7 separate regions of the Mus musculus genome follow, and all the other regions are linked to region 5. Evidence: chromatin loops called from intact Hi-C (ENCODE). Cell type or tissue: left cerebral cortex. All regions are shown on one strand.

Evidence for each region. Peaks named below come from ENCODE experiments on the same cell type or tissue, not always from the same donor. Only the 100,000 strongest peaks of a DNase experiment are listed, where the experiment ranks them.
Region 1: it touches region 5 in a loop (5-fold over the local background); 3 of 42 quality-filtered maps call a loop at or near these places.
Region 2: a loop joins it to region 5, with 2.8 times the contacts of the local background. A loop is called at or near these places in 4 of 42 quality-filtered maps.
Region 3: a loop joins it to region 5, with 2.3 times the contacts of the local background. A loop is called at or near these places in 5 of 42 quality-filtered maps.
Region 4: it touches region 5 in a loop (6-fold over the local background); 9 of 42 quality-filtered maps call a loop at or near these places.
Region 6: a loop joins it to region 5, with 11 times the contacts of the local background. A loop is called at or near these places in 16 of 42 quality-filtered maps.
Region 7: it touches region 5 in a loop (3-fold over the local background); 3 of 42 quality-filtered maps call a loop at or near these places.

What each region holds. Positions count from the first base shown.
Region 1 is chr1:76,512,917-76,516,916 of GRCm38, reverse strand. No RefSeq gene overlaps it. Among named protein-coding and RNA genes, the nearest start is that of Mir6343, 5.4 kb to the right of the region's middle. In left cerebral cortex, a CTCF peak has its summit at 1,741 (motif pointing left); DNase peaks (open chromatin) are centred at 1,727 and 3,322.
Region 2 is chr1:77,099,875-77,103,874 of GRCm38, reverse strand. No RefSeq gene overlaps it. Among named protein-coding and RNA genes, the nearest start is that of Mir6352, 390 kb to the left of the region's middle. In left cerebral cortex, no CTCF peak of the experiment used is centred here; DNase peaks (open chromatin) are centred at 1,145 and 1,893.
Region 3 is chr1:77,182,472-77,186,471 of GRCm38, reverse strand. No RefSeq gene overlaps it. Among named protein-coding and RNA genes, the nearest start is that of Mir6352, 310 kb to the left of the region's middle. In left cerebral cortex, a CTCF peak has its summit at 2,288; a DNase peak (open chromatin) is centred at 161.
Region 4 is chr1:77,894,498-77,898,497 of GRCm38, reverse strand. Gm33083 (a long non-coding RNA gene) reads left to right here and starts at 2,200. Exons shown (of 5, transcript XR_373562.2): 1 at 2,200-2,392. The region is part of intron 3 of Gm33030 (a long non-coding RNA gene); the gene reads right to left. It overlaps Gm26263 (a small nuclear RNA gene), which reads left to right and starts at 52; the gene lies at 52-215. In left cerebral cortex, a CTCF peak has its summit at 2,054; a DNase peak (open chromatin) is centred at 2,081; H3K27ac peaks cover 839 bases.
Region 5 is chr1:77,514,937-77,518,936 of GRCm38, reverse strand. Epha4 (Eph receptor A4) reads left to right here and starts at 3,849. Exons shown (of 18, transcript NM_007936.3): 1 at 3,849-3,996. The coding sequence starts at 3,906. In left cerebral cortex, a CTCF peak has its summit at 2,464 (motif pointing right); DNase peaks (open chromatin) are centred at 2,120, 2,543, 3,512 and 3,803; H3K4me3 peaks cover 2,282 bases; H3K27ac peaks cover 1,612 bases.
Region 6 is chr1:75,924,280-75,928,279 of GRCm38, reverse strand. No RefSeq gene overlaps it. Among named protein-coding and RNA genes, the nearest start is that of Gm32622, 10 kb to the left of the region's middle. In left cerebral cortex, a CTCF peak has its summit at 2,348 (motif pointing left); DNase peaks (open chromatin) are centred at 2,359, 2,699 and 2,991; H3K4me3 peaks cover 210 bases; H3K27ac peaks cover 377 bases.
Region 7 is chr1:77,107,726-77,111,725 of GRCm38, reverse strand. No RefSeq gene overlaps it. Among named protein-coding and RNA genes, the nearest start is that of Mir6352, 390 kb to the left of the region's middle. In left cerebral cortex, no CTCF peak of the experiment used is centred here; DNase peaks (open chromatin) are centred at 1,140 and 1,622; H3K27ac peaks cover 1,089 bases.

The DNA of each region.
Region 1 (4,000 bases), 1.0 Mb after region 5:
AAGAACCCAGATGTCCCTCAACACAGGAATGGATTGAGAAAATGTGGTACATTTACACAATGGAGTACTACTCAGCTATTAAAAACAATGAATTTATGAAATTCTTTGGCAAATGGATGTATCTGGAGGATATCATCCTGAGTGAGGTAACAAAAGAACACACATGACATGCACTTACTGATAAGTGGATATTATCCCAGAAGCGCAGAATACCCAAGGTACAATTTGCAAAACAGATGAAACTCAAGAAGAAGGAAAACCAAAGTGTCGATATTTTGATCCTTTTTAGAAGGGGGAACAAAATACCCATGGAAGGAGATACAGAGACAAAGTGTAAAGCAGCGACTGAAGGAAGGACCATCCAGAGACTGTCCCACCTGAGGATCCATTCCATAAACAATCACCAAATCCAGACAGTATTGCAGATGCCAACAAGAGCTTGCTGACAGGAGCCTGATATAGCTGTTTCCTGAGAGGCTCTTTCAGTGCCTGACAAATACAGAAATGGATGCTCACAGCCATCCATTGGGTGGAGCACAGGGTCCCCAATGGAGGACATAGAGAAAGTATCAAATGAGCTGAAGGGGTTTGCACCCCCATAGGAAGAACAACAATACGAACTAACCAGTACCCCCAGAGCTCCCTGGGACTAAACCTCTAATCAAAAAAAGCACATGGTGGGACTCATGGCTTTAGCTGCATATGTATCAGAGGATGGCCTAATAGGTCATCAATGGGAGGAGATTTGTTCTGCAAATGTTCTATGCCCCAGTATAGGGGAATGCAGGGCCAGGAAGTGGAAGTGGGAGGGTTGGTGAGCAGGCAGATGTGGGAGCAGGTAGGGGATTTTCAGAAGGGAAACTAGGAAAGGGACTTATATTTGAAATGTAAATAAAGATAATATCTAATAAAAAATTACACAGTTAAAAAAGATATAAAAATGGAAGGTAGTTTTCTTACTTTGTGTCAGCAGTAAATTAAAACTTTATTTTGAATTAGGAAATACACAAAGGCTCTAGGTTGGATCTGCCCTGTGGGCATCATATAAGCCCCTCAGCAAGTTGCAGTCCTACTGTCGAGTGAAGTCGTATCAATGTGAATGATCAGAGACATATTCTCATATTGCATCACCAACTTCTAGTGTCAGGAGTGGGGTGGTGACAGCTGAATCCTTTGTGATAACATCATGGCTTTTATCACTAGGCTACTTCCCCCATACCCTAATGCTGGCTCTTGACATCCATATCTCTAGCATTCCCAACAGTTGTCTAAGTCACTTATGCCTTGGAATAAATTCTTTTCTGTTTAACACACATAAAGTTATGTTTTCTTCCCAGAACCAATCTTCAAATGAAGTAGGTAATTATTGAGACAATTATTTTAGTCCACAAAGAAGAAAATTTTATCAACTTCCTGATTTTTCCATCTGTATTAGTTACCTTTCTGTTGCTGTGATAAAATACCATGGAAAAGGCAACATACAGAAGAAAAGTTTTATTTTGTCTTATGGATCCAGAAGGATAAGAGTTCATCATGACTGGTAGCTATGGTAACAATTGCCCAAGCACAGAAGGAGAAATGGATGCCAAGAAATAGAGAAATGGATCCTATGCTTCAAAAATAAAGCAGAGAAAGACAACTAGAAGCAGGCAAAATGCTTTTCTCAAAACCTGTTCCCAGAGATGTATTTCCTCCATCAAGATTGCACCACCTAAAGCTCTCTAAACAGTGCCACCAACTGGAGGCAAAGATTCAAATGCCTGATACTACAGAGGACATTTCTGATTCAAAGTATTACAGACCCAAAGGTTTGTGACTGGGTTGGTATCCACCTCGAGAGGCCATTTAGAGGCTGAATAACCCAGAGAGCTAGGATAGAAACTGATTTCTAATGATATTCTGCTATACTCATAGATTGGTGCCTAGTCTAATTGCCAGCAGAGAGGTTTCACCCAGCAACTGATGGAAACAGACACAGATAACCACAGCCAAACATTAAAGGAGCTAGGAGAATTCTGCCAAAGAGAGGAAGAAGGATTGTAGGAGTCAGAGGGGTCAAGGACACCATAAGAAAACCCACAGAATCAACCAACCTGAGTTTACAGAGGCTCCCAGAGACTGAACCAACAACCAGGGAAACTGTGTAGGACTGACATAGGCCCTTTACATATATGTTACAATTGAGTAGCTTTGTCTTCTTGTGGTACTCTTAACAGTAGGATCAGGGGCTGTCTCTAACTCTAACTTTTGTCTGATTTCCTCCTATTCCAAGCCTCAGTACTAGGAGAGGTGCCTAGTCTTATTGCAAGTTGATAACCCATTGTTGCTTAATATCCATTGCAGGCCTGCTCTTTCCTGAAAAGAAATTGAGGAGGAGTGGATGAGGGTAGAGGGGAGGAACTAGGGGGAAAGGAGGGAAGGGAAACTGTAGTCAGGATGTAAAAATAAAGAGAGGAGGGTGGGGAGAAAGAGAGAAAAGGAAGAAAGGAAGAGAGAAAGAAAGAAAGAAAGAAAGAAAGAAAGAGAGAGAGAGAGAGAGAAAGGAAGAAGAAGAAGAAGAAGAAGAAGAAGAAGAAGAAGAAGAAGAAGAAGAAGAAGAAGAAGAAGAAGAAGAAGCAGCAGCAGCAGCAGCAGCAGCAGCAGCAGCAGCAGCAGCAGTGGAGGAAGAGGAGGAAGAGGAGGAGGGAGGGAGGAAGACAGAAAGATGAGTATATATATATATATATATATATATATATTAGTTTTAAAAATACTACAAAGCACATCAATATTTTGTGTGTTAGTTTTAAAAGCTAAAAGCTAAAGAAATAATAAGAAGAAAAATCTGTTAACCAGTACTTACCTCTTCTTGGCTCCAAAACAGAGGTAGAGGTTTTATTGAATATACACATCCTTTTAGATAACTGTATATGCCACTTTAGAGGTCTTCTGTTTTTCTCCTTCACACAGATTTCAATATCCAATTTTCTTTTAAGAGTGTAACAAATGCATTGACATTTTTCCTACACACACACACACACACACACACACACACACACACAAATGGTTTGAAGATTAATTGAATATTTTTTATTTTGATCAGCAGAAATCATTGCAAACTAATCCAAAATCTAAAATTGTTAGTGCCATATGTGCCATTGATTTCCATCTTGCCAATTAAATAAAGGTTACCGCCTGGGTGCTTCAAAGATTGCCTCTCTCCCTAGGCACCATCCACAGTGATTCAACTTCGCCAGGGTGCTCCTGCTGGTTGTCCTCAGATTCCCTCTCTAGGGAATGAATGGCAAGCATGGTGCCTTCTGGGAAGTCTACACTTAAGGAATGACATAATTGCTTGTGAGTAGAACCCCAGTTTGCTCACTAGAAATGCTTGTTTCTTTTGCTTCCCTAAAGCTGCAAGGATTATTCAACAAATATTTACTGAGCACCTATGATAGTCCAGGCATTAGGCCAGCCATGAGAAATGCTATGAAAAACAAGATCTGAGGCTATGTTTAGTCCTCTGGAGAATTTGAGCTTGAGCCGATGGTTACATATCTAGTTTTAGCACAGCATGGTTATATCTATGAATGGAATGTTATCTGGTACCAGAGGCAGAATAATGTGGAGGGGAAGAGATACCTGAGTGGCCACATAGAGAAGCAAGTGGCTCCTGGACCCAAAAAAGGAGAGAACATCAATGGGTGGGAGGTCTGTTGAGGTTCCTAGAGGAAGTGACTGGTTGTAATTGGGGCTGGGTATAACCACGACGCATGTATAGAATTTTCGATGAATAAATAAAACCCCAAACCAATGACAAACATCTGAGCTATGACAGGAATATGAGACAAATCTAACCCTGTCCTGGAAAATTCTAAGACTTTATTGAACTGCTATAGAAGGAATAGGGGTAAATTTGATGACTCCTGGGTGCCCATTTATGCTAAGTGTTTCTGTGAAGGTGTTTTAAGTAAGACGCCATTTGATTTGGGAAGTTGAGAAAGTTAGATTGTCCTCATGA
Region 2 (4,000 bases), 420 kb after region 5:
TTCCTGTATGTTTTTTTCAGGAAGTTTCTCAGGGTGATTTAAGACAAGTTCCTATGATCAGGATCTTTCCTTTTCTTTGTTATTTAAATTGCATATTGATCCAGTGTGGGTCTCTGTAGAATTTAAAGATGCTAGGGGACCCACGCGAATGATTCCAGACATTTCCTTCTCACTTGAAGACTACCAGACCTGTACATAAGTTAGTCTCCAGGCTGTGCACCTAAGCGCTGCCTCAGGTCTCACAACCCACAGCAAATGCTTAAGCACTCACTGGAGCACGGTGTAATTTGGGGTGGGGGGGGATTCCTCAAAACAAGAGGAGTTCATTATGAATGTTATGCTCGCTTCCATGTGCTTGTACACACACACACACACACACACACACACACACACACACACACACACACTTAGATACACACACCGTGTATAGGTTTAAGGGACTATGGAAATCAAAAGTATAAATTAATGTGTTTTGTTGGTAAATTCTTTTTCCAAGAGAAAACACAAGGCACTGTCTGAAGTATGTGCACAGAGCTGTCAGCTTGCGGATGAGTGTCTTTCTGCAAAATAGCTAAAGGGATTTCATCTGCAGCCGCTTCAGCCTTTAAAAGGGCACGGGTGCATTAGGACCTGATGCCGCAAATACTCAAGCATATTTATTCAAATACAAAAGTCAGTGCTATGAAAGAACAAATGAGAGAATGATTCCGATGAAAACGAAGAACTGCCTTTTGAGTTGGTAGCATGCTTTCCTTTTGAATCTAGTTTAAATATAAAGAATACACGGAGGCAACGAAATACAGCAAAACACGGAACACACACACACACACACACACACACACACACACACACACCACGCACGCACTGAGAAATGCCTCTTTCACTTCTAGGAGGGTCTGTGAGTAACCATATCCTTAGGTATGCTATGAGGATGGTAACTTAAGCTGCCTTGGCGGATCCTGAGTGGGTGGCAGAGACAGGGCAACTCTGAATGAGCCTTTTGCTGGGGCCAAACCTGTCCCATCTCCCACTGCTCCGTCTCATTAGCACCTGCCCCTTGGGGCACAAAAGGAAAGCCGACCCAGGAGTATGCCCCTTGCTGGGTGCAGGCTCAGTCTCACCAGGCTTTCCCGTCTGGCTTTGTTGCAGGCCAGCACATGATCGTGGGGTGCTTGGCTGTCTCCCCATTCCCACACTGGGCCATCTTTTGCACACTTAGCCTGTCTTTCCCAGGTTGTGGATTTGAAGCCACGCATGCGCACCCCTGCTTCTATGGGGAGTTCACCGCCCACAACAGCTGGCCTTCCTCCACTGTGATCCAGTAAATGTTCAAAACTTTTGCTCCACTCCCAGGGGACCCTCCCCATTAAAATGATCTTGCATTCACTACCTGCCAACAGGACCTGTAAGCAAGCCAGGAGGAGCAGCAGATTAAGCATAATTATGAATTCCAAGTGGAAGGGAGTAGTTTGAGACTGTTTTTCATGAAAGGCCCATTTTTTTTCCCCTACTGAAAATTCACATAGGGAAGTACTGAAGGATCCCTGGAGCCTTTATATTTAAATGTGCTTTGCAGTGAATGCGACCTATGCGTCGTCCACTAAAACAGACAGAAATCCTCCCCAACTTGAACGCCGTTCTTAGAATTGGATTTTGGTCTGCTCAAGATTTGTATTCAATTTTCTAGAGAAGTATTTTAACATTTATTAACAAGAACTGGTACCAAATGTAACCCTCAAGACATTTCCCAGGCTTAGCTGTCAATGAGTGCTTAATCCCTAAGGATCTCAAAACCAGCTCAGCCAGGAAGGATTCGGAGGCTCTCGCAGGCTGTTCTAAGTGCTTAGCGGGTGCGCGTGGGCATCAGCAACAAACCAATTGTACTATTTCTTGTTCTAGTCTTTGTAAACGAGGGAAAACATCCAAGATGCCGGGCAGAGTAACCCTTGCATTATCTATACACCACACTAACATTGTGAAGTCTCACCACCCACGGCACAGCTTTTCCTAATTCATTCTGAATTTAGGAACACCTCTCTTCCCGTGCTTTCTGGATCTTTGCTCTCTCCCTAACTCGTTATCCACAACAGTTACAGCATTGAGAATTGTTTGCAAGTTGTCCAAATGGTCTGTTTACCCATCATGCATTATCCCGACTGGATTTAAGAGTAGGATCAGACGAGGCTTGACAGTAAGTGAAAGACTGGCTTTTTAACAAGCCCAGTAAATTCCTGGTAAGCAATCATGATAATAATAAAACGATAATGAGAGCAGCCAGAAGGGACCATGAACTTGGAGTGAGGAAGACTTGATGCCAACTTTTCAAGTTCATTCTCTTTGAATCTTTATAAATCTATGGGACAGAGACTATTCTTATCGTTACAGATGAGGCGTTTGCAGCCCCTAGCAGTCGCGAGGGTTTGACTCAGTTTCCTAAGACCTAAGACCCTAAGACCAGGAGGCTTTTTTTAGGGGTAGGGGGAGATAGAGAATACATGAAATGTGAACCCTGTCGTCCATATGTTTTCATGGATGCTAAAAATATTTTGAAAAATCTTTTATTTAATTGCTTTCAGAGTTGGCATATAGAACACACAAGAAAAACCAGTCTCATTTCTTTCTAATTGTCTTTCTATAAGATCCTTCTGTTTTCCATATTCCTAAAAATTATTTAAATATATTCATTGTATGTGGTTTAAAAACCAACTAATGCATTTAGTTCAGAGAAAATCCAGATGTTTATTTAAAGCTGCAGTGCCTCCAAATCCCAGTTGAATTAAATCTGCACTTTTTATCCAATTGTATATTTGTATATTTAAAAAAACCCCTTTTATGTATAATTTTAAAGCAGCATATGGCCTATTAATATTTAATACAACCTGGTTTATTTTCTTCATTGTTTATAAAATTATGTTTAGCCATTGATATTGTTATGTTTATCAAATTATTTAAAGATGAGCCAAATGCAAGACAGGAATAAAACACAGAAAGACGTGCATGCCTTTATGTAATCTGTACCTCTTCGTAAGTGCACATCTCCTGGATTAGTGGTTTATGGCTTTAATCATGGTAACAAGGCTTTTATTTTGCAAGATGGATTACATTATTTCCTTGCTTGCTGCTAGGTTGTTTAAATACCTCACAACAGTGTCCAACGAATTCTCAGATTTACATTGAATAGCTATCAATACAAGACAGCTTGCTAGTCTAAATTTTATTTTATTTTTTAAGCTAAAAAAACATGCTCTTTATTGGTTAGTCAGAAAACTTTGATCTGCCCAGGAACTATTTGATCAGTACGAGTCCATAAACACCTGTGGAGAACAGAAAGGTGTTTTTTGTTTTTGTTTTTGTTTTTGTTTTTGTTTTTTTTTGACAGACATGAAGTGTGTAAAGGATTTTGAAACATTTTCTTGCTCAAATGAACCATGGGAAAGGTGAGTGCTTATCTCACATAGTTAGATACACTCCTGAATATGCTCACATTTTCATTGTACAAATATAATAGTGGTCATGCAGAATGACCTGGAGAAAGAGTAAATAAATGTTTTTACTGTTTGTTTGTTTGTTTGTTTGATTGATTGTTTTAAATGTGTGTGCTCTGATCTTGAAATACTTGAAAGACCTTTGGAAAGGTTGAGGGGCACCAGGGAGCAGGAGCAGAGAGGTTGAGTGGCTAGCACCTCACATCCCAAAAGCACAGGGGGGAAGTGTTTGTGCTTTTCCTGATTATAAAAATAATATATCCAAGTCATGATAAAACACTGAAGAACCTATCCAGAAGTTTTCTTGAAGAATATTTGACAACTCAGATTAAGAATATGGCCTCTGGAGAAACTTTCATTCAGTGTTCCTGAACTCCTATTCCCCTTTTCTTTGTGGCGTCTGTTATCTTTGTACTCCTCTTTGTACAGCTACAGCATCTCTGCCTTCATCCCAGTAACCCTTACACCTCATGCCCTCACCCTGTCTGCCTTTGGCCAGAGTCCCATCACAGTGA
Region 3 (4,000 bases), 330 kb after region 5:
GTGTGTGTGTGGTGTTGTGTGTGTGTGACTCTTGCGGACTGAGATATACAAATCAATTACTGAAATATCTTGCTGAACCAGTTAGATCTTCCTAAAGAATATGGGTGTGGCCAGGAGGGTGGTAATCTTTCTAAAGAGGAGCATCTGCCTTGATGCAACCTAGAACGGTGAGTGACTCTGGGCAGCAGAGTTTCTCAGTGGATTTGTGGGACAAAGCAGAAAGCTGCTACTAGCAAACTGTGTTACACTGCCAGGCACTGCAGCTGTGAAATCTCCCAGTTTCTCTCAACCTCAAATGGACATAACGCTCAAATTTGCCTTTTTGACTTTTAGGGAAAACTAAAATAATGTATGCTAAATACTTAACTCTTTAAGTATTTAATGGAACATCTACCATTGTAATTTTTTTTTTTAGTGTTTGTCCATTTTGATATAAAAGTTAAAAATAGGAATTAACTTTTCTTCTTTCTGTGATCAGATACCTGACAAAGACAACTTTGTCAGGGAGCATTGATCTGGGCTCATGGTTTGAGGGAATTCAGTCCATGGCAGGGAACTCTCGGAGGAGGGGATGTGAAGTAACAGCTCATCTCATGCTTTCATTTAGGGAGGAGAAGAAAAGTGGATGCTGGGTCTCTTGCTTCCTATTTCATTTCCTGGTTTAGCTCAAGATCCTAGTTCTTGGGATCATGCCAGCCACATGGATCTTAAACCCCCCACTTAAATCTCTTGGGGAAATACCCTCACAGACAAGCCCGACATGTGTGAATCTAGCCAACCAGACAAGGAAGGCTGACCATCTTGGCTCTTCTCATTTTGCTGGTTTTCCTCTTTGTCTTTGGTGTCATCATGTTGCTTGCTGCCAGGGTATTACAGCTGGGCCTCTACCTTCTGCCTGCCCCTCTCCCCACGCTGCCTCCTCTGATCTCAGTGGACCCCCATCCCACTTCCCACTACTATCTCTTTATCTGCCAACTACTGGATCCCCTACTTGTATTGTATACTAGTCTCCACAACGCTGCAGGCATGCATAGCCTGTCGGACATCCCAGGTACAAAAGCCAAGGCACAGAGCCAACTCATAATTACTTTCTAGAAAGTTAGTTTTAAAGTGCTAATATGGCACATCCTAAATCCTATGCACACAGGACCTGGGATTAGTTGGGGTCTGTTAACGCATTTTTTCCTGCCGGCTCTGCCTTTTATAACCTTGAACAAGTCATTTCTCTCTTCCCTTCTCACTTCCCTAATGGAAAGATTAGGGAGATAATATCAGCAAGGTGTTATCTAAATATGAAATGAGGTATAAAGGAAATAAATATCAGACTGTGCCTGTCAGGAGCCTCTGATCCTCTCAACAATGTGTCTTTCTGTGACCTTCAGTCTCCTAGGAGTGGTCCAGGAAGCAAGAACGCATAAGTTAAGAACTCTTTCTGTTCCCCTTTAAGCACCTGTCCTGCTTGCTCATTGCAGGCCGACTTCCAGCTATGCATTCAGCAAACATTTCCAGAGCACCTACTGTGGGCCAAGTAACTGACAGATTAGAAGCTGAGAATGTAGGCATGAAAACATAGTGGTCTCTAGGAAGGATGCATTCTTAGGGGAGAGTTGGAAACAAGCTCTATGGCATATGAAGATAGAAGGTGTGCGAAAGATTCCAATGTAGGCACCGTGGATGATGAGCCTGTCAAACGCATGCAGATTTCTTTGAGGACATGACTTTGACCTTGCCCCTCAAAAGCTAAGTTGGACAGGATAAGGAAAGCTGGGTAGGCAAATTTATGAGCAAATGTTGTCCTGGCAAGAGAAACAAACTGTAGTTTTGTATGCAGAGGCATCAGGGACATGCTGAGGCAGAGGGCAGTGGAGGTAGGCCTGGTACCCACCCTGCAGAGGATGGTGCTGCTCTGAAACTGAGCATGCTTCGTGAAGTGGCTGAGGAGGGCAGGAAGCGATTTGTGTTTTCTCCTTGAAAGCAGCGGAGAAGGTTTAAACGGGAGATGTGTTTGATCAGAGATATGGCTTTGGCTTGGCAAATATTTGCCTTTCTTTTGAGGTCTACTGCCTATATTCCAGTAGTTCTTACTGAGGTCTGTTCTTGGGCCTCTAAGCTGCCTATCCATTTGTGCCCATAGCGATTAGCTACATATGACTATGAAAGTGTAAACCTGAATTAATGAGAATTAAGTAAAAATGTAACAGTGTCACCCTTCCTCATAACTCATCTACTTAATTCCACTACCAAATCTCATGTGTTTGAAAGTGATGTTGAAGAAGCACTGGCATTGGGTAGTGCCCCTAAAGGCTACTTCTGTCATTACAGGAAGTTCTGCAGGACAGTGCTGTAGACTTCTGTCTGTCTGAGTTTCAACCATCTGCTTGCCTGACTGTCCCATGAGACTGCCAAGGCAGGGATAAAATGCAGAAGCGCTAAACCTAGTTTTCTAGGTTCAAATTCCAGCTTTGATATATCTAGTAATGTCTGACCTTGAGCATGTTACCTAATATCTGTGTGTCCCAGGACTTACTGATATTGAGGCTTAAATGAACTAATACATTCAGAGTGCAAGATGACTTTCCAGAAAATGCTGAGCACCAAGAAACATCAGCTGTGAACATCCAGCCCGAAAGCTGGACCACATATTTGATTCTGATTGCTTCTTAACTCGTATGCTCAAGCAATGCATTCAGTACTGTTCTCTGGAGCCTGAACTTGACAATCACCATCTTGCAGACTCTTCCTTGAGCTCTAGATGTGCCTTCTCAGTTTTCCTCCCGCTATTACTGTCCCCGACTTGGATCACGTGCTTTCCAATCGGGTCTCAGGCTTGGATGGGACAGGGTAAAGCACGTAGCAAAAATGATCCATTACTACAAAAGTTCAGATAGCATCTTGGTACGCTGGGGCAAGGGAGGAAAATAACTGCAATCGAGCTCAGAAATTTCCCTTGAACCTTGCTAAGTCATAGGGAAGATGGAAAAATAGACCCAGGAATGGGTCAGTTTTCAAACCCGAGAGTAGACTGTTTCCTATGATTTGAAGGAGTCTTACAAGCAAGCTTGTTCTAAATCTTCTCACCTTGAGCTCCCTACAAGGTATCTTGATTCAGTATAACAGCTCAGAATTGAAATTATGGTGTTTTGCATAGCCACGCACATGTTTAGTGCTTTTGCTAAAAAGCACTGCATGGATGGTCCAGCTGGTGATCATATACACCTCTGGGTCCCAATTCCTCTTTTACTTATTTTCTACAAGTGTATGTATATGTGAGATGCACTTGTGCATGTATGCATGGTTACATGTCCATGATCACATGTGTATCTCTATGGGCATCCATGTACGTGTCTGCACATGCATACAGAGGCCCAAAGTTGATGTGAAGTGGCTTCCTTAATGGCCATCTACTTAAATAAGATAGGATCTCTTGCTAAACAGAGCTCATATCCAAACTTCATTCGTCATGTGTGCATGGAAAAAAAAACCCCAATTATTGTGACAGATATTCTTTGAGCCATGGTGGCCACTCCCAATGAAGAAGACATGTCCTGTTTGCTGTTGTGTGCAGTTTGTGGCTGTGTGTAGTTGTACCTTCATATCATCCAGCCTAAGCACAGGACTGAAGGAGACATGGTGACTACAGAGAAGATTGGAGCTGCCTCCTGCCATTCTGTTACTACAGGTCGATGATTTTTTTTTTTTTTTGCAGGAATAAAGTCAGGAACAAACTCATGGGTGGCAGAGCTGGAAAGAACATCCATGGCTGTTTAGTCTTTCCCTGGCGAACCTTCCTCTGAAGTTTGAATTACACAAAAGGAACTTAGGAAATCTCCCAACCTCCTAGCCTTGGATGCATATGAAAGACCACACAAGCACACACAAAACAGGAATTTATGAGCAAAACCTCAATTAAAAGAAAATTTCCTGTGTATGTGGTAAAATTAAAGACCTGCTTACGCTCACCACAAAAATCTACTCCACACCCGAACAAACGCCCTCTTCT
Region 4 (4,000 bases), 380 kb before region 5:
TAGATACATAGATAGAAAGATAGATGCATAGATACATAGATAGACAAATGAAACCTTACCTGGCAGAGGAGATAACATGATCAAGAAGATGATTTTCCCAGGGCAAGGCTTATCCATTGCAATCCAGATGTGCTGACCCCTGAAACTTTCTCAAATGTGAGAAACATGACTGAATAACTTATGGTAGTGGGAGTTTGCATTCATGCTCTCCCCAAGTGGGGGGATCTTTGAAGTGATACTGTGATTAGTTGTCTGAGTAGATCCTATAGCTTCCTGGAAGGCAGAGAGATGCAGTGTGATTGAAACACTAAGAAAAAGTTGTTGTTTTAAAAAATTGTCATTTGATGAATGAACAAGATCCAGAAAGGAGCGAATGCAAGATGGATGGGGGCTGTGTCACACCAAAGAGGAACAAGAGGAAATGGATTCAGAACTCAATGCAATAAGCAATGACAGAGTGACTGGGTGCCTCCTGAGAAACATGACACTGTATGCCAAGATCTTGGCTGCCCCAATGCTCACTCTCCAGCGTGACAAAGGAGCAATACAAAGAAAAAGAGAAAATAAACAAAACCAATTTAGATTGCAAATTGTATTTAAGGGAATGAATAGGTGCAATGGCAGAGAATGTGGAGCAGGTTTGCATTCAGTATTTCCCAACTTTCAAGCACGTGTGAATTTCCCAGGATCTTATTAAGACAGATTCTGATCTAATGTATGAAATGGGCTGTAAGATTTGCATTAGGAAAAAAAATCCCAAACCTCAGATGGCATGCATACCCTTCTTCACCTTGCCCAGTAGGTGTGGCTTTACAGAACAAGTTCTGAGGACCCAGATAAAAGGATAGGCAGAGCACAGGCTTCCTGGTGGGACAGGGTAGTAAGGAAGCATTAAGAGGCAGCTCTGGATCACACTGAGGGGTCTAGAGTACCCAAGTGGGTGTCAGGACTTCATCAGTGAGGCTCATGCTCAAGATGAGACTTGTCTGTTACATAGACTCAGCTTACCAACACACTGTCCAGTCAGGGCATATACAAAAAAAGATACTCGTAGAGCATAGCAGAGAAGATGTAGACTTAGACTATGAAGGATCAAAGAAATAGGACTGTCATAATCCTATCACTCCTGAATGATCCCCTGTTGATAGGAAGGAAAGGACAAGCAGGATCAATGTCTAACAGAAAGGGAAGAAGTTTTTGTTTTTACCTCATGTGGGATTATATTAGGCTAAAGAAATTCTGTCAAAAGCACCAAGAGTCTTAAAGGAGTATATATGTAATTCAATTTAGGGCAAGATATGGAAAAAGGTGAGCAACAATGGGCTGAATTTGGGGGAAATTTATAAGGAAGGTCATATAAGAGCCAGAAGGGCCTGGGGAAACACTGGGAGGATGAGGAGGTACTGGGAGTAGTCCTTGTTCGTATGGGCAGATGCTGTGTGATGAGGGGACACTGGCAATTGTCACTGTCATCAGTGTCCACCACTCTGCAACCCTTCTTCCACCAAGGTTCTCTGTCGGACCACAGTTTTGAGGGTTGGTGGCCAAGCCTTTCCACCAAGGGAAGGATTGCATCTTCATGTGTGAAGGAGAGAAAAGTGACAAGAAGGTACAGCGCTAGGAGGAAAACCCATTGGCCTGACACAAGTATGGTGGTCCCAGGACAAAATGCAGTGCGCCATTGCCATGCATCATCTGGGGCAAGGGGCCGGGCATGAGTGACAGGACAGTGTCTCTTTGTGACTCCTTAGATTACAGAAACCAAGTCCTGGGCACATGGAGGTAAGTTCATAAGGACCCAGGCTTTCTTGGTGCTCAGTCTATCATTCTGTTATTCAGTCAAGGTGAACAAGTGTTAAGTGTGGAGGCTATATACAACATACCTTGCTGTGAGTGGGTGGGAACCTTGGCTCTTGCATTCATTGATATTAGCTTTGAGCTTATGTCAATGCTTTGGTACATAAGGTGACATTCTTATGATTACAGAATTCCATATGTCATAAATATGAGAACGCACTCAATGCATAATTCGGGCAGTTCCACACATAAATACTAGGTGGCAGCCCAACACTGCCTTTGGGTAATTGAGGCGTCTTGTCTGATTCTCTACCCAGCACATTAATGGAAAATTTTAGATGCTTTAAGAAGGGCTTTCAGTGGGAAGGTTTACAGAAATAAGTAAATGATGCTGATGACACATTTGTTAACTGCCTTTCTCCAAACCACTTTTTAAATTACGAATTATACATGCAATTTAATGAGACGGCAAAAACTTAAGGCAACTGAAAAATAGGCAGAGGATGTAAATAGCTATTTTATAGGAGCAATGCACAAGGCAATGGCCATATGCGGTGGGTGTTTAACTTCTTGGAAGATGAGAAATTATAATTATGTAAGTATGATTTTTATCACCCCTTGATCTGATAGAAACATTTTTTCTGAGTTCTAACCTAGAGAAAAATGAGAGATATGGTTAAAGATCTATGCACAAGTATCCTCAATGATTTATTTATGGTAATCTAAAGACGTTAGTTCTTAGAAGATGCTGTTTCCTACAGTAGAATATCATACATTCTTAATTGATTTGATTTTATGTTTTAGTCAGTCTCTAACAAAATTATATGCATTATAGTGAGTTAATGTAAGAAATGCTGACACATGATTCACAAAAACAGACAAAGAAGAGGGATAGTTTGCCTCTTTGGAGATGGGGAGAGATGGGATTTGTGGAGATTTTAGTCATTAGGAGAAATGACAGGTTAGAAGTTTCGACTATGAGGCCATCGCTTGGCTGGTGCAAAGCAGAATCATGATCAAATGGATCACTATGGTCACACAACAATGAATCTTTGGCAGCATCACAGGACGAAAACCCAGGTCTTTCTCTTGGACCATTTTTTTTTTTTTAATTCATGAATGTATGGGGACTTCAGTACGACACTCATTGGTGCTGTCAGAATACAGGTATCTGTGGCAATTAAAAAGGAAAATAATTCAGTAAAACAGGAAGAACCTTCTCTCTCCCGAGTGATACAGAAATATCTGTACCCATTTTATTCAATTCACAAATGTATTAATCTGCTTTTAATTCAGTTCTTAACACATTCTTACATAACATGTAATGCCTTTTATGAAAAGCAGAAAACTGTAGCTGGCTGAGCCTTTTGCTTTAAGCAAAGACATGAATGAACAAGGCAAGGAAAAACTGATAGTGTTGTTTGACCAAGAGTTTGTTTGTTGTATTCCTTTAGAAACACATGAACCAAGTGTTTGATTTATTTATTTTCTGACCTTATTGAGTCAATTATCCATTGCTCTCATTATGGAAATAGTAGATTAAAAATAAAGGAAGCCTTTCATCATGGTTGGGCACTTCAGTAACTATAAAGAACAAAGATATATAGTATCCAGTCTTGGAATCTAGTACCAAATAAAAGCTTAGAAGGCTTTTAATTTAGGTGAGTATATTTTAAAATAATGGTCTGACATAGTCCCTTCTTACAAACATCACAATCTATATAGTCAGAGTCCTGGTCTTTTTGCTTCATCTATCAGCCAAGCAACTTAACAAACTGATGGAGAAGTAACCGCTTCATTGGCTCTGTGATTCCAGCCGTTCGAGTATTTTTTTACATTATTAAAATCTTTTACTTTTTTCAAGTTAAACAATTCTTACAGGTATATATGTCAGGCACATCGCTTTACCTCTTTGTCTTCCTTCTTTAGCAATTTGCATTTTTATTTTTAACATGACAAATATAAAGTTACATGGAAATGCTAGGTAATAGCATTCTCCTTTTTCCTAGGATCCTGAACTTTGACAATGACATTGCTAAGAAATTTTACCCTGATTAGGAAAATATGTTGTTTTTTTTTTCTGTGTTCACTGATATATTTGGACATATCATACTTCCAGGTTCCCATTGAGGTGGGGATAGAAGCACAGGAGACGAAGTCCTACCCTTTGTGTGAAATGATATTACCATCGAGCTACTATTAC
Region 5 (4,000 bases):
GGCAAGCATACTGTCCTCAGTCCACGGGAGAGAAGGGAAGAAACTCAAGGTCATTGCCCCACCCCTTCTCATTCCAGGAAGTAAAGGAGTCAGCCCCTTCCCCTTTCTCCTGTAGCACCAAAAGTCTGAGTGCTCAGGTCCTTGGTGGAAAAGAACATTCAAGGTCTTAGTGATTTCTCCATGCAAGCATAGCTACAGTTATTAGTTTATATGGAGACAGAAGAGATGCCTCAGGGGTTCAGAGTTCCTCTGTGTGCTTCCATAGAATCAGAGTTTGGTTCCCAGCCTCCTCCTCCTCCTCCTCTTCCTCTTCTTCCTCCTCCTCCTCCCGGTCCTCACATGTCAGGTGGCTCACAATCTGTCAGGACATCTGAAGCTTTTTTTTTTCTTTCTGGTCTCTGTGGGTACCTTCAAATAGATGCTTTACACACACACACACACACACACACACACACACACACAAACATACACACACACACACACACACACACATGCGCGCATTAACATTTTTAATGTTAAAAATATTTTAAAATCTAGCTTTAATTCAACTGAGCATTCAGTCTAATTTGTAAGTTCAAATCTTTGTGGTAGGCAAAATACCAAAAAGACAAAAGGTAATCTAAATTATCCCTCTCAGTATGCTTATTAGCACAAATATTCTAACATGTCTCTCAGTATTCCCAAATTATACACGAATTCTTATGGGTAGGGTCCTTTCGCCTAAAGAAATCCAGCCATTTAACTTTATGTTTATTTAATGTTTGTATGTATTGATACACGGTCATACTATAGAGCGTGGGTAGAAATCACGATTCAGATCCGACTGCCCTGGAACTCACAAGAGATCTACTCACCTCTGCCTCTGTAGTGCTGGGACTAAAGGTGTATTTTATTTTAGCGCCAAGTGGTTTGGGTGGTAGCTGCAACTCTAACGCTATCTTGTGTTTATGTGACTCCACTGGCTTGTTATAAAGAGGGGAACACTAGAAACCCCCAGGGTCTTAGAGTATACAATGCACAGAGCAGTTCTGCATTGATGGTCACCAGGGCCAGCGCTATGTTTTCATTTCTGCACTAAAGAATTGTATTTGCGCTGGGCGTGGTGGCGCATGCCTTTAATCCCAGCACTCGGGTGGCAGAGGCTGGCGGGTTTCTGAGTTCGAGGCCAGCCTGGTCTACAAAGTGAGTCCCAGGACAGCCAGAGCTACACAGATAAACCCTGTCTCAAAACACCAAAACCAAAACCAGACAAACAAACAAAAAAGAACTGTATTTGCTCGGCCTAGATGTCATCCCAGTGGCCAGGAGAGTGTTCTCTTTGGGGGTCACTGGACAGATGCCCAGTGATCTCACTGAGGAGGCTACAAGACAGGCTTTCCCTCACTTAGCCTTTAGTTTCTTGGTTCTCCTCAAAGCTGGGCTGCGGTGAGGCCTGAGAAGTGAAGCAAAGGGAAGGTAGGCAAGGGAAGACTGTTTGTATCCTTGCTTCAGCTCTGCTTTTTCAGGCATCTGTAGCCAGAAAAGATGATTAATATTCAGTGTGCGCATGGGATGGGATGCGTGCTTTCGAAATGTTGCTGCTTTCAGCGAGATGGGCAGCTAGTTTTCTATTTCAACTATAGAAAATACACAGTACTCACTCGCTTGCCCAGACACAAGTGGCACCTATTGTTTAAAAATGTTTCCCAAGAATCCGGGTTGCTCTTTTCCTTTCTCAATCTGTGTGCCAAACTATAGGATCCTAGATCTTTATCTATTTATTTTCGGTAAAAGCCAGAAAGACACATGAAAGAATCGAGACTTTTCTTAAGGGGACTTAGCGCGGTTATTTTTAATAATTTATGCACACACTTATATTCCTGCGTGCATAATCCCCCCTCCCCCCCGCGCGCTTCACTGATGTAAAATCAGTAGCTTCAATAACGGAAATCCACTTCCCCTGTGGGTGACATTCCAATAGGTTTTTCCAAACCGCAGAGTCAAAATGCCAGGAGCCTTAGCCGCTGTCCCTCTGGACAACCGACTCAGCTACTGCCCACCGGCGCACTCTTGCCTTCTGCAAAAGTTGCTGGTGTGATTAGTCCGGGTCTGAATTTGCAAGCACAGTTCTCCAGCCCTGGACGGGAAACGCGATCGTTCTCCATGACAACAACCAGAAAGCGCCTGGAGCCACGCTCGGATTTCTACCTGCTCCACACCTTGCGGTGATGCTTGGATTTTTTTAACTCCATATTCCCATTTTAGGGGACAAGCTACTCATGAAATCCTTTGCATGTGAAGTTCCTCCATGAAACGTTTTCCGAGTTCTTCTTTCGTAGTCTAGGTGGAGGAAGCTGAGACAGGACTTTACGTACCGTAGTATGGGAGGACCTGACCAAATCTGTAAATAAATTACTAGCCGGGCTTGGACAACCTGCCTGGCTGGCTGAGGTCTTTGTCCGTTCTGCTTTGCTCCGGGTCCGCGCGCTCCCGCATCTGGCCGGCAGGTGGCGCGGTTGGTTCACGTAGATACTCTGCCCCTGCTGTTTGCAAAGTGCCTCCACTCAAACTCCACTCAGGCTGAGACCCAGACTTGGAGGAGGAAAATCTGGCCCGGGAGGGAGCCAAAGGAGGGGCAGCTTGAGGCGAGCACGGAAGGTGGATCTTTTGGAATCCCACCCCTTCAAACGCCTGGGGACCAGCCACCCAGTTTCAACTGGGGCGGGTCCCTTGGTAGCTAGCTGAGCTGCGGTTGGCGCTCAAATTGGCTTCCCCGGTGGCCTGAGCATCGGAGGACCGGATGGTGTCTGCGTCCCTGGGAAGTCGATGGTTGGCACCCAGAACAACGCGGGGTTGTGGGACAAGTTTCTGCGGGTAGAGCCTCTCATTTTGGTCCCCTGGGAGACTGTCCCCATCAGTACCGGGGAGACTTCGGAGTTCAGAGCCACAGTAGCTGCTCCAGGCAGCTTGCGACCCTCTGTCTGTCCCTTCTGTGCAGCAGGTGCTCGCATTCTTACAACCTTCCCCTTCTACACCTAAGTGTCCAGGAATGGCTAGAAGTGGTTCCAGGGACACTCCCTGGAAAGCACAGTGAGTTCCCGGTAGCTAGGGCTGTCGCGAGGTGATTTCTCCCTTCATAGTCCCGTAGTGGGCTCGGTCGATGTGAACACCCGGACCTGGCCAGGGATCACTTCCAAACGTTAGGAAGATTGGGGACAAGTGACCGCGCTCTGCTGCTGGGGAGATGACTGGGTCCCCCTGGCTAGGTAACTAAGAAGGAAAGGAATTATCAAGCTACGAAAGTCCCCCAGCCCAAAGCATTTCCCACGGAGGAACGCCATAAAGACACAAAACCTGGCAGTGAGGGTGGCTGCGTGCAGCAGAGAGCGCCCGACCTTAGCTGGGGTGGACAGTACAGAGACCCGACGACCTCGGCAAGGGGCAAGAGCCAAGGTGCAGGTCAACTTCAGACTTATTTCATCTCAACAGGAGTCTTTTCTCCCTCGCACACCTCCGGACTTGGGGCCGGGCGGGGAATGCCAACGTTTTCTGGCCTTCCCCACCGTCCTTTCGGAGTCTCTCGAAGTTCCCTCTGCCGTCCAAGGGATCGATCCCCAAGGATCGAGACAAGGTCTGGGGCCTCTCGTGGGGGCACAGACCCATCACTGCTGGGAAGCCAGCCTCGGGAGACCTTGAGCCCTGCGGAGGCTGGAGGGGGCGGGACCTCGGGGGTGGGCTCTGCACCGTGGGGGTGGGGACGTGGCGCTGGTTCTGCACTGCTATTGGTCACGAGCTCTGGACTGGCGGGTGTACGTCACGGGCCGGTCCCACCCTCTTGGCAATGTCTTCAGACTGCTGCACTCCTAACTTAAGCATTTATTCCACTGGGATAGAAGCGGCAGGAGCAGCGTTGGCACCGGCGAACCATGGCTGGGATTTTCTATTTCATCCTCTTTTCGTTTCTCTTTGGAATTTGCGACGCTGTCACCGGTTCTAGGGTATACCCCGCGAATGAAGGTAA
Region 6 (4,000 bases), 1.6 Mb after region 5:
TCAAGACCCACAGGTTGAGAACCGCTGCGCTATGCACTCTCCAGGTGCCCCTCAAAACTGTATGGCAGCGCTGGAGAGTTGCGGGAAGGGAGAGGCAGTAAGAACCTCACTACCATCTTCTCACAAGTATGACATACTGGGTTGAAGGCCATGGACAAAATTCTGTCAGCCTCAGCTTAGTGTGAAGCTGGACACACCTGAATATATTATTCAAATAGCAGAGACAGGCGACAGGCTTGGGGCATGTTGAAACATTAAGCTGACAGGGGAAGTACTAGAACTGATGTCTGGGCACCAAACAGCATCATCCACACTGCAAGGTGGTGTTCGTTAGGGGTTTGAAAACAGAGGCTAAGTCCTGGAAGCCCGAGGTAGGGTATAGTACCAGAAGGCTCCGCAGATTTCCTCTCCCAAGCCCCTCGCTCTCCTTTGATTTCATGTAGGTCTGACAAATAGACTGTAAGTGTCCAAACTTTAGAAGACTCGCTGGACGTCACATATCAATAGGGCATTCCTGCCTCCCCAGCAGGCTCCTGCATGTCCCTTCCTGACCCAGTCTCCTCTGTGGGGGTAAACAGAGTCTGGTTTGTATCACTACAGACTAGCTTGTCTGTCCTTGTTCTTATGTATATAGAGCACTATAGTATAGATTCTCGTGTCAGCTCCCCCTTGCCTCAGGTTGCATCTGTACGTTTATCTCTGTCATTCAATACGTACTACAGTCTTTCTTTTTCATTGTCCACCGCAAGAGCACATCCAGTTTGCACGCACGTTTGGATAGTTTGTTTATCCTCCTGGGTAGTTTCCAATATTTTTACTATTCTGAAGTAATAATCTGGAACATTTATCTTGCTGAACAAATGCACGGGCTTCCCTTGAAGAAAGACTTTGGAGTATAAAAACTTGAATACTGTGCAGGTGGGTGCATTTATCTCTAAATACTCCTGTGCAATGATCCTCTTTGGTGACCATGCCAACCTACACTCTTACCAACTCCATATGAGTTTACTTGACCCACATCTTTGCCCAATGTTAATATTGTTAGACTTTTATCATTTTAGCCAACCTACTTGCAGGTGAGTAGCAGTGTCTTATTATGGTTTTGATTAGTGTTTCTTATCTAGGACTGTTCCACTTCAAATACTGATGTGGGTGCCTGACAGGGGCCACAGGGTCTCTCCAGTCACATGGGTTGCGTCCCCTGGCACTAGTAAACAGCCTTGCAGACAGTCAATAGACTAGGACTAAAGTCAACACATTCTTACTATGGAGACCTAACAGGAATTGCAGTCTTGGGGGACTTCAGCACAACTCTGACCCTCTGAGGAGGGAATGAGCTAGAAGAGACTACGGAGCATGCACTGTGCCCATGTATGTAAATCACATGTAAAAGGCAGAAAGCAGACCCTCAAGCTATGATGCTCTGCAGCTGCCGTGCCTACCTGTCTCCACTCCAGAGAATGCCGGAACACCCAGGAGGCAGCAGGCAGGGTTCAACAAGGGTAAGGTTTTACTCTTGTCTTTAATCTGGTACCATGGGGACACTGGACCCTCACCCTTGGGATGTCCATAAAATATAAAAATCGGGGTTTCTTTGTTTGGCTCTTTCTTAATTGATTATCCATTTGTGTTCAAATAAATGAGGCTTCTTCTGGCTAGTGGTTAACTTAGAATCAGACAGTGGGAAGGCGTTACTGTCTATGGCACCTGTCACAGGCATAGGAAAGGCATCGTTGGTGTCCTGAAAATGTGCCTGATGAAAGCTAATATATGACCCAGAATCAGTAATCAGAAAGGAGGCTTTGAATCTCACTCATCTTAAGATTTGGGCCAAGTAACTTCTCTGTGAACTGATTTTTTTCCCATCTATATCAACTGGAGTTGAACCACTTTGAGGAAGGTCGGTGTCAAGGTCTAGTTCTCCCAATCTGTGACTTCCCTTCAACCTTAGTGCCTGGCTTTGCTAAGATACAAAAGCATCCACTCCCGGGTAGAGCAATGAGACCTGGGCCAGTTCCCGCCACACATCCAAGATGATAGAAAGCCCGACCCAGATTCTGCACTGGCTAATTGAGCATTAAGACACAACAAGGGCTCTATTGCGGCATAATAATGCATGCCTGGCTGATTTATTAAGCATCTAACTTAAAAGCGCATTGTTCTGCAAGGCCCCGTAGCTTAGGCAGCGCTCCATGGAAAACACTTGCGGTGAGGCTGCTGTAGTGTTCAGATCCTGTTACATCCCATAACTTCCAACTTCCCAGTCCCTAGGCTGCAGCCTTCAGCTCCCTTCCTGCCCTTTTCAGAAGCCTGACAGCCTGGGTCTGGCTCTCACCTCTTTGCAGAGCTGTGGCGCCCCCTGTCGGCACTGAGTTTTTCTTAGATTCTAACTATGCAGCAAAGGGAGGAGGGATTGACGGCTTTCTCTAACTCAGATGAAGCCAGGCAGAAGGCAAACGAAGAGAAAGAACCCCACAACCTGCCCCCTTGGCCAGCCTAATTTTACTCAGAGCACTTCTCTCTGGCTCCCATGTTTATGTTTATTTAAGCTCCACTCGTGTACAACGATAACAAAGCCTATGTTTTGTTCTCTATTGGAATTTCGGCTCCCTGCTTGGCATGAAGGAGGCACCTGGTAATATTTTCCCCGAAAGAATCATTTATTCATTCCATGAGTGGTGATGTCAGGTGGTAGCAACAGTCTCCAAGCAGAAGAAAGCAGGGTAAAGAGGATGGCGTGCCAAAAGTAAGTTTTGCTATTTCAGATGAAGTGATTAGGGAGTGGGGAGAGCTCTCGATAAAGATCCACAAACAGAAACAAAGAAAATAAGAAAATGTGTCACTCAAAGTTGTAGGGGAAGAATATTCTAGATTGAACCCAGCCAGTTTCAAGGCCCAAGTGAGAGCGTGACGAATTTGCAGGGGCCCATGGGCCTGAAGCATAGCACGAGAGCAGAAGGCAAGAGGGTTGAGAGGTATCTAAGGCCAAATCTCTAAAAGGGACAGGAGCTTGCCAGGCATGGACCAGATCCAACCCCGTGCCCTTTGTGGTAATGTGCCGGGTTATAGCCGTGCTGTGCCTTACCTTATCCTCCATGGCTTTGCTCATGCTACAGCAGATGAGCACACAGACACCAGGCCGGCAAAGGCCAAAATAGTCGCTGTCCAGCCCCTGCCCTCAGTCATCAGAGACCACTGTCAAGACTTCAGCTCTTCTCAGAAGAACAATGGGAAGCCACTAGAGGCCCAGACACTGAGCAGAAGGTTGACACACTCAGACTCACAACTTAAAAGGATCAGAGTTGCTTCTGAGGGAAATAAGAATTGTAGGGGTAGAAGCTGAAAAGTCAGTTAAGAGGTGAGAAATGGAAGTAGATTCGGCTAGAAATATTATCAGATTAGGAGATACACACCCCAGAAGCCCCTGTAACCTGCACTGCGTTTCTTTGCTTTTATGGATTCTAGCCTGGAGCTTCTGGGTTTATATGGGAGAGCTAAGAAGTCATCTGAAAAACTACAGTGTTGTTTCATTTCCATTTCTTTTCTACATCAGGAAGGAAGCCATGGCTATGATGCTAAATGTTGCAGAGAACAAGCAGCCATTTCTAATGATCTTTTGCTAATCATTCTAGGCTTGAGCTAGGGTCAAGACAAGACATTGGTTTATGTGCCAGTTCCTGGCAGCTTTCCTCATTGAAGCAGACAGACATTCAACTGGTTGGGGTTGGGGGGCACTTGGATTTAGGTCTGAGGGGGTTGAGTGCAGGTCAGGACATCAGCAAAGGCTTCAAGCTACAATTATGAATCAAACATTCCAGAGGAAGCTGAGGACCAGGGGACAATGTAATGACAATGGGAAATACCCAAAAGAAAGTATAAGGGTCGCACATCCTTACACATCCTTGCCCTCAGCCCAGCAATCAGCATGACTCAGGTAAAGCCTCACCTCCCATCATTCCTTGATGCAACACATACAGAGGCTGCCAGGTAGATGAGACAT
Region 7 (4,000 bases), 410 kb after region 5:
GGATCAAACACAGAGCCATGTACAAAGCAGAGAGTGCTCCATCATGCGACCCATCCCTAGCCCTTATTTTGCAACCTAAATATATTTTTAAAAAATCCATTTTATGTGTGGTATTCAATAAATAATTGGAATTCCTTGAGCAAAAATTTGAAAATAATATATTTACATGTAAACAGGTTATACAAAATCACGTTTGCTTTTAAAAACATACTGGAAGTGTGGTGGTGTTTGCATGAGGCCATGAAGTTGAACAGATGGCCTTCTAGCTATGAATGTCGTGCTCTTGTACAAAACCCAGAATATTTCAGAAGTTCTAAATGCTATCACAGAAAATTTCTATTGTAGAAAACACATTATGAAACCTTCCAGAAAGGTTGATAAAACTGGAAAATGAATCTAAATTCCCTTACCAATAATTGATGTTGCTTAATTCATTGTTTCTCCTGAATTTTGTGCATAATGTATGTGTATCACTTTTATAACAATTATACAACTCTGGACACGCAGTGAGCAGGGTATCCGAACTTAGAATGAAGATTTTATTTAAGTGGCAAACAGTGACATTGTATGTCATCATACATAATTAAGGTTTTTAACAGTTGATTGACAGTTATGAATTAACATGACCAGGTAAAAAATATGCGCAGTATATCCATGCATAGAGTTAAAGATGAATGAACTTTTTTTTTTTTTCTTGGCTTCTAAGCCCATGGACCTTCAGCTTTTGCAATGAACAAAAGGATTCTCTATGTAAGCCTCAAAACATTTCTGTGTATTTTTCTCCTTGCATATTTTTTCCAGGTTGGCTGATTTAATTAAATATTCTCTAAAACACTGGATGTTAAGAAATGCACCGAATCTAAGACTCTGAGATCTCCCACTTTAGTGTTGATTAAAATCGATGAGTTTGGAGTTTTTTTTTTTTTTTTCTGTTAAATCAGAAGCTTCTGGCTTTCAGCAACTCTTTATTTTAGGAGAAACAGCTTTTTCTTTGTGTAACAAAAAAGGCTTAGGGAAGCTTCTTAAAAAAAAAAGGCTTAAAGGCTGCTGAATCTTAAAATAGCCTTTAAGAACTGTAGCAGAAGGAGTGGTGTGTGCAAGGGCACTAGGCCCAGAACCGGAGGCACATGGGCTTCCTAGTTCAGTACTTGCCCTTTGCTGTGGTTACAAAGTCCAGCTCAGTCCTCCTGCTGTGCTGTGCCTTCCCCAGAGCTCATTACTGAGAGAAGAGGCTATTTCTTTTGTTTCTTTCCTATTAATCCCATTCTTTGAGCAGCCCACAGAATAGCTGCACACATTTTAGGCACCATATATGCTATTAGTATAGAATGTACTTCCCATGACTCTCAGGGTCTTTATTCACAAGGAACTTGACAGTTACTCAATGCCTTCCCTGGATACGTTTGCATGCTAGGTATTCAGGAGTAACTAGCACTGGCTCTGCCCTGCTGCAATTTTTCCTATGGTGTGAAGAATATGTGGGTTCTTGGCATGTGCTACATACAAGGATATTTAAGCACTTGCTCTTTTTCACACTGATGATGGAAATGCAGAAACAAATGAATGAATGAGTATTATTTTTGTCCATGCTAGCTAAAGTAGTTGTTCAGTACAAGGCACACCGAGAAACCACAGGATGTGAGAAAGCAAAGACTGGTAGAAATTCGAGTAGGGAATTTTAGGAAAGATAATTTAGGAATTCTGCATCTGTTGAACGTTCACAGTGATGTTGGTTGAGTCCTCCATCCTTTCACTTCTGTGTGGGATGATTGGTACAGAAAGACTGCTTCTCAGCAGTATGTTGGAAGAGCTGGGTAATTTTTGTCACAGATGGGCCATCGTCTGCATCAGGACTCAGGACAAAAGCAGTTTAGTTTATACACACACACACTGTAAGGCACATAAACATGTTGGTGGAATTGATGGTTCTTGAGGTCATCCAAGGATTGAGTATTAAAAATGTGCAGCCATTTTCAGATAAAAGGTTCTAGAGCCACTTTGAGGTTGTCTCCATTTCTGAAGCCCAAGGCAAGAAAAGCTAGAATATGAGGTGTCAGGAGACCACACCTCAAAGTGAGAGAGACTATATTTCTCTTCTCTATTGACTAACCCTTGATTGATGGCTATACCCAACTCCAAGGGAAGGTGGGAAATGTATTCCATCTATGTCTATACTAAAGGAGAGAATGTAGGATTGGGGGCTTGACCATAAGTCTCCACCATAAACAATAGGGCAGGGAGGAGTGACTGCCAGGTTGGCATACATGTTCAGTTTTAAGACATTTTCTTAAAGTATCAAACAACTTAGAATAAAATAAAGTGATAGATGGGCCTTAATGTATATATTAATTGGAATTTCACTTGATTATATTGTCAATTAAATTTTATTAATATTGCTTTTTTTTTCCTGGAAAAGCCACCTGCTAGGAAGTTAGGTTTTCCAACTGGTATGAGATATTGGCTAGCAGAACCAAATAAAGTTCTATTATCCAGTTTCTTCTTATGTATTTGTTTTTCTTTTATTCTTTCTGTAAATATTCATCTCTATAATCCTTTGGATAATGCTCATTATCAACTGAGGAAGCATAATGTGATTTTAATTCAATCATACTGGTAAATCCTTGCTGGGATTCTTAATGGGAGTTAGGAGATGGGGTGGGTTGGGACTTCGTAGCAAGAGGAAAGCATTGGCCCTTCACATTTTGCAGGGATTTGATTGCTCCTCTGTTCTGTAAATATTTATCATATGCCTTGTATAGTCCAGGCTAACACAATGGGCATAGTCTAATCAATGGACATTGACTTTGTGTCAGACTCCATGCTAGGTGGCAAACATCTGTTTCCTCTTTTAATCTTCTCCAAATCCTACTGAGACAGAAGTTAAAGCCTCAGAGGAATTGAAAGGCCAGTGAGATTACATCACTTAACCAAGGTCACTTGTTAAGTCATGCACAATAGTAAAACTATGGTTAGAAAGCAAGTCTGCGGGGTTCTAAAATCATCTTCCCCCCTGCATGACACTTTGGTTCCTAGGGTAACAGTGTATCATCTTGACTATGAGCATAATAGCATATGAGAGCTTGGCAAACATTTTTCTTATGAAATGAATGGAGGGGCAGGAAAGAGGTAAAGGAACAGGTCTCTGGGATTAAGCCCCGTTGCCTTTCCTAGAAGCGAGGACTTAGAATAACAAGCACAGATGTTTCATCTTTTTTTTTCACTGATGCAGGGGATGTTTCCGAAAGAGAATAGAGTAGACAAAGCAGTCCTTTTTATTTACCTTCTGAGGCAGTTCTGCCGTTGCTATGCTTTCCACTTTAACTGTCTCTGTCTATTACAAATTATGGAGGCAAAAGAACAAACCTTACAGAATGCCAGGGACATGCTGAGTGAGGTTGGTACCTTGATGGAAACCATGGAATGGTTGACCACCTGTGGCCAGTTCTTAGCCAAGGTCAGGCTGACCAGTGTGGGATGCTACTGCTGACCAGAGTGGGTCTGTGGCAACAGGCTAGCAAAGGTTTCTTCATTTGAGGTAAATTGTGAATGTGCTTCTGGGAACAGTGAGCTCTCATAGGACACCTGTGAGCACAATTCATACATTTATAACTCATGAGTCGAGAAGTCTATGGTAGATTTAAAAGTTGCTTTGCTGAGTAAGGCATTGTCTAAGCTAGAAAATATTGATTATGGACAATGTCCACATATTTTCATCACAAACCGTCTATCAAGAAAAAGTTGACTGACTGCTGCTGTTCACTGGTCTAAAGACCAATTACATCCAAAGTTTTATTTATGAGTGTTTTCTATTGTCATTTTTACTATTTCTGGTAAGCTCTTTATTTATTTCATAAAAATCAATTAACCATCAACTGTGTGCCTAGGCTAAGGATAAAGTATTCAACAAATTCCTGCTCCAACTATAAGTCCCTTCTTGTAGGAAGTCAGACAGGCTTGGAAATACACATGCCATGGCATCTCCAGCAACAGTTGAGAGCTA